Regions from separate parts of the Homo sapiens genome. Here region 1 is linked to region 2. The links are chromatin contacts, found by Hi-C in ENCODE. All regions are on one chromosome and are shown on one strand. The core of a region is the stretch at or near the end of the contact, and the rest is flanking DNA. Distances in the headings are between cores, read along the strand shown. Region 1 overlaps UBE3A (ubiquitin protein ligase E3A). Region 2 holds the start of SNURF (SNRPN upstream open reading frame).

What was found. Hi-C counts contacts between places; a loop is a spot of excess contacts on that map. Pooled maps may share reads with other maps.
Region 1: a loop to region 2 is called in a pooled map of gastrocnemius medialis, with 2.8 times the contacts of the local background. The contact joins the enhancer-like site here to the promoter of SNURF in region 2. A Hi-C loop is called at or near these places in 1 of 168 maps with a recorded cell type or tissue (naive thymus-derived CD4-positive, alpha-beta T cell), 2 of 37 single-sample maps with no recorded cell type and 4 of 50 pooled maps.

Annotation. Positions count from the first base shown.
Region 1 is chr15:25,344,332-25,348,658 of GRCh38, forward strand. All of the region lies in intron 11 of UBE3A (ubiquitin protein ligase E3A), which reads right to left. All of the region lies in intron 146 of SNHG14 (small nucleolar RNA host gene 14), which reads left to right. Among named protein-coding and RNA genes, the nearest start is that of SNORD109B, 68 kb to the left of the region's middle. Within about 2 kb of position 1,765, at least 5 of the 41 ENCODE cell types and tissues checked have a DNase peak (open chromatin) inside an H3K27ac peak, as active enhancers do.
Region 2 is chr15:24,952,495-24,956,887 of GRCh38, forward strand. It overlaps SNURF (SNRPN upstream open reading frame), which reads left to right and starts at 2,493. Exons shown (of 3, transcript NM_001394334.1): 1 at 2,493-2,568. The coding sequence starts at 2,555. It overlaps SNRPN (small nuclear ribonucleoprotein polypeptide N), which reads left to right and starts at 2,493. Exons shown (of 10, transcript NM_003097.6): 1 at 2,493-2,568. All of the region lies in intron 4 of SNHG14 (small nucleolar RNA host gene 14), which reads left to right. RefSeq lists enhancers at 2,908-3,473, 3,474-4,039, 3,864-4,023, 4,040-4,393, 4,294-4,343.

The sequences.
Region 1 (4,327 bases), core at 515-3,014, 390 kb after region 2:
AGATTATTTTCCTAGTTCTGTCCTCTGATAAGGCCTACAAGCAGTAACGTTCAAAAGCAAAGGCCATACTTTGCATCTAAAATCTGACTTCTAAATGCCATTCTCCAACAATTTATTGGAAAAATAACTTATTCCAGGCCTGAGAATGAATGTTCGAGATTAGTTAGAAATCTCAAAATCTAATAGGGTCATTTTAAAAGCACACGATAGCTAAGCAATTTGAATATCATTTAGAGTAATGACTGTGAAACGTATTAAATACAAAAACATTCATTAGTTCGTAATATTCAAAAAGGCAGCAAAAACCAACCAAAAAACAAAATTAAATTGTCACTATTAAAATTATTACATTAACTCCTTACTCTAAAAACCTTAAATCTATTTTATCATGCCTTTTCTGTAGAACTGTTTTTCAAGGTAATCAAATGGCACCCAATGATGAGAAAAAAGAATGCCAGGTATATATGTAGGACAAGCAGATGGAAATTTTTTTTCCCCAAACAGCCATTTTGCAATCCCCAATGAGATAACAGATTAAGGTAATGATACTGATAAATACGAAAATCAGGTGAAGGGCAGGTAGCAGGTTCTGGAAAGATGATGATGGCAACGACATAGTTATTATTATTATTATTTTTTGTTTTATTCCCTCCCAACCTCCCCTACAAAAACAGCAAACTGAATGAGAAAACCAAAGACCCAGAGACATTATCTACAACAAAACCATGAACCATTGCATATAATTGGACAGAAACAAAGCTCTGACAACTACAAGACTGGTTAGTAAGGAAGCAGATGCAAGGTAACTGACTGGGTTTCTGACAGCCCTGAGAACACTGCCAACCCACTGGAAAGCACAGGCCAATCTGAAAACAGGGCTTAAAGTTTTAAAAAGTTCTACAGGATCTAATTTGCAGATGATTACAAAGGGATCATGATGTAGTAAGCTCTGGGCCCTTAAAACACCCGAATACCAAACCCCCACCAGAAACAAACCTTGTACCGAGGAAAAACTTCTGGGAATAACTTCCGAATGGACCAGGTCAGTAATAAAAACCAAAAAAAAGTTCAAATATATGTGTGGGATAGAGGAGTAAAGAAGGCAGTTTCAGAAAGCACAAGGGCATATTTTTGACCATTTTACAAAAACACAGACTTCTCCTCGTCCCTAAAAAGCGAAAAAAGTTATCCTGGCCCATCTCTCCCTCGTCCAAGTATGAGAAACTCATTTCACTCACACACACACACACACACACACAAATAAATAAATAACAGAACAGAGTGAAACAGTGTAATTATTAGAGAAAAAGTATGTGCATATACATGAGAATGGTGTCCCTACAGAAAATCAAAGTACATGAAACAATATGCAAATAAAACATGAAAACTGTAAACAAATTTCAAACTGAGCTAAAAAGAATTTAAAAAATAACAAATCATTAGAAATGGGAAATTTCTGAATGAGGGTAACTGAAAAAAAGGAAGACATGACACAACTAAGGAGTAATTAGAAATGCAAGGAAAAAAATCCCATCAAATACAAAGAAACTAAAACTAAACTAGAAGAAACATAAAGGTGAATAAAACAGAACAATAATACCAGAACCTGAAGGCAGAAGAAAAATCTTAAAATCAAAAAGAAACAAACCCATGCTTGAGACTCTCCTTGCTGGTCCAGAGCCACAGTGCTGCTGTGTACTGGCAGGAGGAATTCTGCTATAATTGGTCCTGGCAGTGTTCACCTTTCCTGCAAGTGTTCCACAGCCCAGGGACACAATGTGGTCAGGAGCACTGCCAGGAACACCAGCAAGGGGGAGCCTGCCACAACAGGCACAAGGCTCAGGAAGCACTCTCCAGCCCACGAAAATCTAGTGGGGGTCCTCTTCCCTCACCCAAACACACTCTGCGCAGCTCAGCCTGGAGAAGGCCCCTCAAGCAGCACTACTAGGAACCAGTGCGAGCCCCAGTGGACTGAGATAAAAGCAACAAACCAAAACAGCACCATAAAGCCTCTGAAAAATGGTCACTGGAACCACAGCTCACAAATATATGCTAGTACCTACATGCTATACCTTAACAGGTTACTACTGAAGTTAAAATTTTTAAAAAGTACAGAGTCTCCTGATATAATAACTAAAATGTCCGAGACACAATCCAAAAATTATCTGTCATACCAAGAACCAGGAAAATTACATGAAGGAAAGAAAACGCCAACACTGGGATGAGTAAGATGCTGAAATTATCTGGCAAGGATCTTAATGCTGCCATCAGAGAAATGATTTGACAAGCAATTACAAGTTCTACTGTTTCAAAAACGAAACAATAGAAAATCTCAGCAAGGAAACAAGATACAAGGAAAAAAAAGCAAATGGAAATTATAGACCTAAAAAATACAATAGGAGAAAAATAATCATTAGATGGGCTCAACAGTAGAGTGAAGATGACAAAGGAGAGAAATCTGAACAAAAGAGAGAAAATAGACTGAAAAATGAACCATGCCTCAGGTCCATGTGGAACAGTAACAAATGACTCAACATTTGTATCATTAGAGGCCTAGAATGGAGAAAAGAGTGACGCTGAAAGAACACCTGAAGAAATAATGGTTGAAAATTTTCCATGTTTGGCAAAAGACACAAACTTACAGCTTCAAGAAGCTGAGCGAACCCCAAATAGCACAAATAAAACTATTCTTTGGGAATAAAGGGAAAATAAAGTCATCTTCAGAAAGAGAAAAACAAAAAGAATTTCTCACTAGCAGAACTGCCTTTGAAGACTGGCTAATGGAAGTAATAAAAGATGGAATCTTGGAAAAAATAATGGAAATAGCAGAAACATGGGTACATACAACAGAGCATCACTCCCTTGATAAGTTCTATAAGTCATATTGGATAACTGATACAAAAACTGTAATAGCATTAATCCTCAAAACAATACTATTTAAAAGTGGGGAAAGAGACCCAACTGAAATTAAGGTTTCCATATCTCATTCCATGTAATGGTATTGATGGCAGTGAATGGTGGTAAGTCACATTATCTATAATGTGATACCCACAATGACCGTGAAAACAACTATAAAAAACACATAGAAGGCCAGGCATGGTGGCTCATGCCTGTAATTCCAGCACTTTGGGAGGCTGAGGTGGACAGATCACAAGGTCAAGAGTTCGAGACCAGCCTGGCCAATATGGTGAAACCTCATCTCTAATAAAAATACAAAAATTAGCCAGGTGTGGTGGCATGTGCCTGTAGTCCCAGCTACCCAGGAGGCTGAGGCGGGAGGATTGCTTGAACCTGGGAAGCCGATGTTGCAGTGAGCTGAGATTGTGCCACTGCACTCCAGCCTGGGCAACAGAGCGAGACTGTGTCTCGAAACAAAAACAAACAAACAAACAAAACAAAACCCAAACACTAAATAAATCAAGGGTCTTAAAAATCTTAAAAAATGTTCAAGTAATCATGGAAGGCAATAAATAAATAACCATAAACAGAAGACAGAAACAGAAAACAAATAATAAAATGGCAGACCTCTCCCTAACATATCAATAATTACCTTAAATATAAATGGTCTAAATAAAAAAATTAAAAGGCAGAGACTAACAGTTTTTATTAAAATGACAACTATATGCTGTTTACAAGAGATTCGTTTCAAATTCAGCAACACAGGATGAAAGTAAAATGATAGTAAAAGACAGATCATGCAAACATTAATTTAAAAAAAAACAAATGGTTACACTCATATCAGATTCAGAGCAAAGAAAATCGCAAAACAGAAAAAACTTATATAATGATAAAGGACCAATCACCAAGACATAGTAATTCTAAATGGGTATGAACCAAATGATAGAGCCTCAAAATAAATGAAACAAAACCTGATAAACAGATAAATCTCAGAAGCAGACCTATATAAATATTCTCAAGTGATTTTTAACGTATGTGAAAAAAACAATTCAATGAAGGAAGAACATACCTAGAAAATACATAAGGAACCCTTAAAACTCAACAGTAAAAAACCAAATGGACTCTTGGTTTTTAATCCCAGAGAAATACAAACTTTTTGTTTACAAGTAACATCACAGTTAATGGTAAATATTATAGTCTCTCTCAATAAAATGAGGAATAAAGTAAGAATACCTTCTACCAAAGGTTCTAGCCAGTGCAATAGAGGAACAGTAATAAATAACATAAACATTGGAAAGAAAGAAACCTGTCTTGATTTGTAGATGACATAGCTGTTTACTAGAAAACCCTATGAAATCTACTAAATAACTACTAGAATAAGTCAATTTAGAAAGGTTATAGGATATAAGATCAATATATAAAAATCGAT
Region 2 (4,393 bases), core at 1,243-3,742:
TATTATTAACTAACATAAAATATAAGTGAGCCTAATGGCAGTTCTCTTTAGATTTTCTGTAAAGCCCAGGACACCCATTGTGACCTCTCAGACTCCAAAGCGAATTTCCTAATGGAGTAGAACAAACAGGAAATTATGAGGAAAGGCAGTCAGAGTTTGAAAAGAGAACACACCAGAAACAATGGAAGATAGGTCCAAGAAACTAGATAAGTGCGAGTTGAGAATTGAATATAATTTTATTTAATTTTAATAATACTTTAATTGTAAAAGTAATTCATAATCACTGCAAAAAGTACCAAGCACTGTAAAAATTAAAAATACAAAACAATCTCAAATTGTGACAGCCAAGAGAAACCTAAAGAAACATGATTATAATGTTTGTGGCATGTAAGTTTGGTGTCCACAATGGAAAAAGGATATTAGGAAAAAAAAGAAATATAAGATATAGAAATTAGTTAAAACAATGAGAATAAAAAATGAACACCCAATTCCTGCTCCTAGAAGAAGTAGTACTCTAACATTTGGTGAAGTTCTAAGAGCCAACATTTTTACCCAGCTTATACTAGGACCTGTTCTAAATAGTATTTTAGCTCATTTAATTGTTAAGCCATTGTATAAAGTAAACAGAATCCCTTCTTTTGTTACAGATTAGGAATTTAATGCACAGAGGGTTAGATAACTTGCTCAAAGTAACATTGTGGTCAAGAGTCAAAGCTAGAATTTGAATCAAAAGAGCCTGAGTCCAAAGGCATGGTTTTCATCACTGGACTATAATGGTGTGTATTCTTTCATAATTTTTTCAGTGTAAAACTGAACATACAGTATGCTTTTATTTTATTTATTTTTTTGAGATGGAGTCTTGCCCTGTCACCAGGCTGGAGTGCAGTGGTGTGATCTCAGCTCACTGCAACCTCCGCCTCCCACGTTCAAGCAATTCTCCTGCCTCAGCCTCCCGAGTAGCTAAGATTACAGGCATGTGCCATCACGCCCAGCTAATTTTTCTGTTTTTTGTAGAGATGGGTTTCACCATGTTGGCCAGGATGGTCTCGATCTCCTGACCTCGTGATCTGCCCACCTCGGCCTCCCAAAGTGCTGGGAATACAGGCGTAAGCCACTGTGCCCAGCCTACATTTTATTTTTCGATTGACTCCCGTGATCAGAGTCAACTTCCCATGTTATTTTATGTGAATATGTATCAATGAACTATTAGAAATTGCAATGTTTTTGTAGGTCAAAACAATTCAATATTGACAATTTTATATGATTCAGCCTAATACATCATTTTTTCCATCAGCCATATTGCATGTTATTATTTATATATACGTTTATTTAGTTAGCCTATCTGTTCTCTGTGAGGAACATTACACAGTTTCTGAGATTTTGTTACGATAGAAGTCAGCATTGATAAGCCTCTGCGCACCTGTTTTAATGTAGGATCATTGGGAACTGAGCAGTAGCTTACAGGGCTTGGGAGGGGATTTAACCATTTAGTCAACCTCCACTCACATCACCCTCCCTTCTTCGATAATGGGCAATTGAGAAAGGGCAAATGTGTGTAAAAACTATGCAGATGCAGTTTCAGGATTATTTTCTTCTTTTCTGCAGTGTCTTTTCCCAAGCTACATCAGCGTCTAAATTTTGGAGTTACTGATGCTTCCGTTATTTCTGCAGATAGAATATTATGTCGTAAATAATGTTTACTTGTCCATTAGTATTATATAAAAGTGCCTGTTTCTCCCCACTCCAGCTATCATTGATTATTGGTAAAAATTTTAATGTATCCAATTCTAATAGGCAAAGAAAGGCTCTCCTACTTAGATCTTAGGTGGGGGTCTAAGTTCATATTTTTGTTTTACAAAAATTGAATAGCCAGTGTTTTTGAGTTGAATGATCTATCCATTCCGTATAGGAGAGTTTAATTATATTGTGATTTTGGGGGAGATAATTTTCACAATTTACCCCCTCAAAATGTAGAAAGTAGAAAAAGGGTAGAAAAATCGCACCAAATTTGAACAATGTAGCATGCTTTTAGAGTTAGGGATATTTTCTTTTGGAAGGATTTCAAGTCTGGCGTATTTGCATTGATTGTGGTTATGGCGCATTTAACTTTTCCAAACCAGCTTTTTTGTACCGCACATAGGAAGACCTGAGGGTGAGTGTAAATTAGGATTGTTTGGCCAGTGGTGTGTGCAAAAATTTATTGTAGAACCAAGAATTATTTCTTTAGTATTTTACACATTTTAAAAAACAGGTAGACATGTCCATTGATCCCAGGTTGCTTATGGTTTCTAGAGGCCCCCTCTCATTGCAACAGTGCTGTGGGGCCCTAGGGGTCCAGTAGCCCCCTCCCCCCAGGTCATTCCGGTGAGGGAGGGAGCTGGGACCCCTGCACTGCGGCAAACAAGCACGCCTGCGCGGCCGCAGAGGCAGGCTGGCGCGCATGCTCAGGCGGGGATGTGTGCGAAGCCTGCCGCTGCTGCAGCGAGTCTGGCGCAGAGTGGAGCGGCCGCCGGAGATGCCTGACGCATCTGTCTGAGGAGCGGTCAGTGACGCGATGGAGCGGGCAAGGTCAGCTGTGCCGGTGGCTTCTCTCAAGAGACAGCCTGGGGAGCGGCCACTTTTATTCATCAGATATTCCAAGTTTTTAGGACTTGGAGTACTGAATAAACGGAATTTGGGCCCTAAAGTCCTTTGTTCTGGAGAACCAGATCCGGAATGTTCAGAGGCTTGCTGTTGTGCCGTTCTGCCCCGATGGTATCCTGTCCGCTCGCATTGGGGCGCGTCCCCCATCCGCCCCCAACTGTGGTGTCGCGACAGGTCCTATTGCGGGTGTCTGCGGTGGGAAGGGCGGTGGTGACTGGGAGCATGCGGGGTAACCGCAGTGGGCAAGGGACATGGGTGGAGGTGGGTACATCAGGGTGATTGCAGTTCCGTGTGGCGAGGGTACGTGGGGGGACCAGTGCATAGGGATTTTAGGCGGAGGTAGGTATATTGGAGTGATTGTGGCGGGGCGAAGGTACGTGAAGTGATCGGTATTTAGGGGGTGTTGAGCGCAGGTAGGTGTATAATAGTGACCACTGCGTGGTGGAGCAGGGTACGTGGGGCGACTGGGGGGGGAATTCGTCGCAGTGACCGAGGCGAGGAGGCTATGGCAGTGGACCAGGGGGATGAGTCGGTGTGACAGTGGTGGGGGTTGTGTTGGTGGTCGCGGCGCGGGGAGAGTCCGTAGGAAGTGGCTGGGAGGTAGGGGGAAGGCGGCGACAGTGGGTATTGGCGGCGGTGGGCATTGGCAGCGGGTAGGCATGGCGGTGGTGGACTTTGGCGGCGGTAGGCATGGCGGCGGTGGGCATGGCATGGAGGCGGTGGGCATGGCGGCCGCGGGGCCTGTCGCTGTCCGGAGTGACTAAGGGACGCTGAATGATTGCTGTGTAGAGGAGGGGGCATCAGAAGGGGCAGTAGCACAGTCCGCAGCCTTTAATTTTCCTGTGACCTGCGATGGTCATCTGGTTTGCCTACTGTGGTGGTGGTGCTTTTTTATTAAAACTGCGCAATGCCTACACTGCCGCAGGGGCTGCAGAAATGCGTGGAATCCTTGCGTACCCTTTAGGAACCCTCGCTTTAGAGGCTATGGCATAAGAAGACTGGAATGATGTGCAGAACTTGCATTTACAGATCTTTTGACTGATAGGCCAGGTGATGCCTGGGGGTTACTTTTTTTTCATTGTTTCTCTCTGTTGGGAACCAGGTCTTGGAAGGCTATGTCGAAATAACCTGGGGGTCTGTGTTGCGTCACTGCCATTGTGCAGCTCCTTCAAGATGGCCGCCGCTGCAGCGGCTTAGATCTGCGCAAGCGCTTCAGCGGGGGGGTGGCCGCTTCCTCCCTGTAGAGCCGCCAGTGGGGAGGGGGCAGGTGGTGTGTGTTCAGCTTCTGCTGTTTCGGAGTTTCAGCCGTACCCTCTTTAGGGTGCAGTGGTAAGGAGAGGAAGCCGGCCAAGGTGGGCGGCTGCCCCCTCCCCAAAGTGCTGCTTGGGAAAGGATGCAGGTTGCGCAGACGCAGCAGAGGTGACAGTCGCCTCCGCTTGCAGTGGGGCGAGACGTGGGGCAGGGGAGCGAGGGCTTACGCAGCTTTTGCCTGGAAGGAATGGCAGCCCTCCCCTTCACCTGGCTGATACAGCAGCTGTTCCTTTCCGGTTGTGGCGCAGTAGAGGGGGGAGGAGGGAGATGGGTTGGCGCAGGCTCCGCCTAGCAAGCTTGGCAGCCACCCCTTACCCACGGTGCAGCAGTAGAGGACTGGAGGGGAATGTGGCTAGAGGCCAGGCATTTGTACCACCTCCGCCTGTGTGGGATGGCAGCTGCACTGGGCTACTGCTTTTCAGCTCTGCAGTAAACTAGA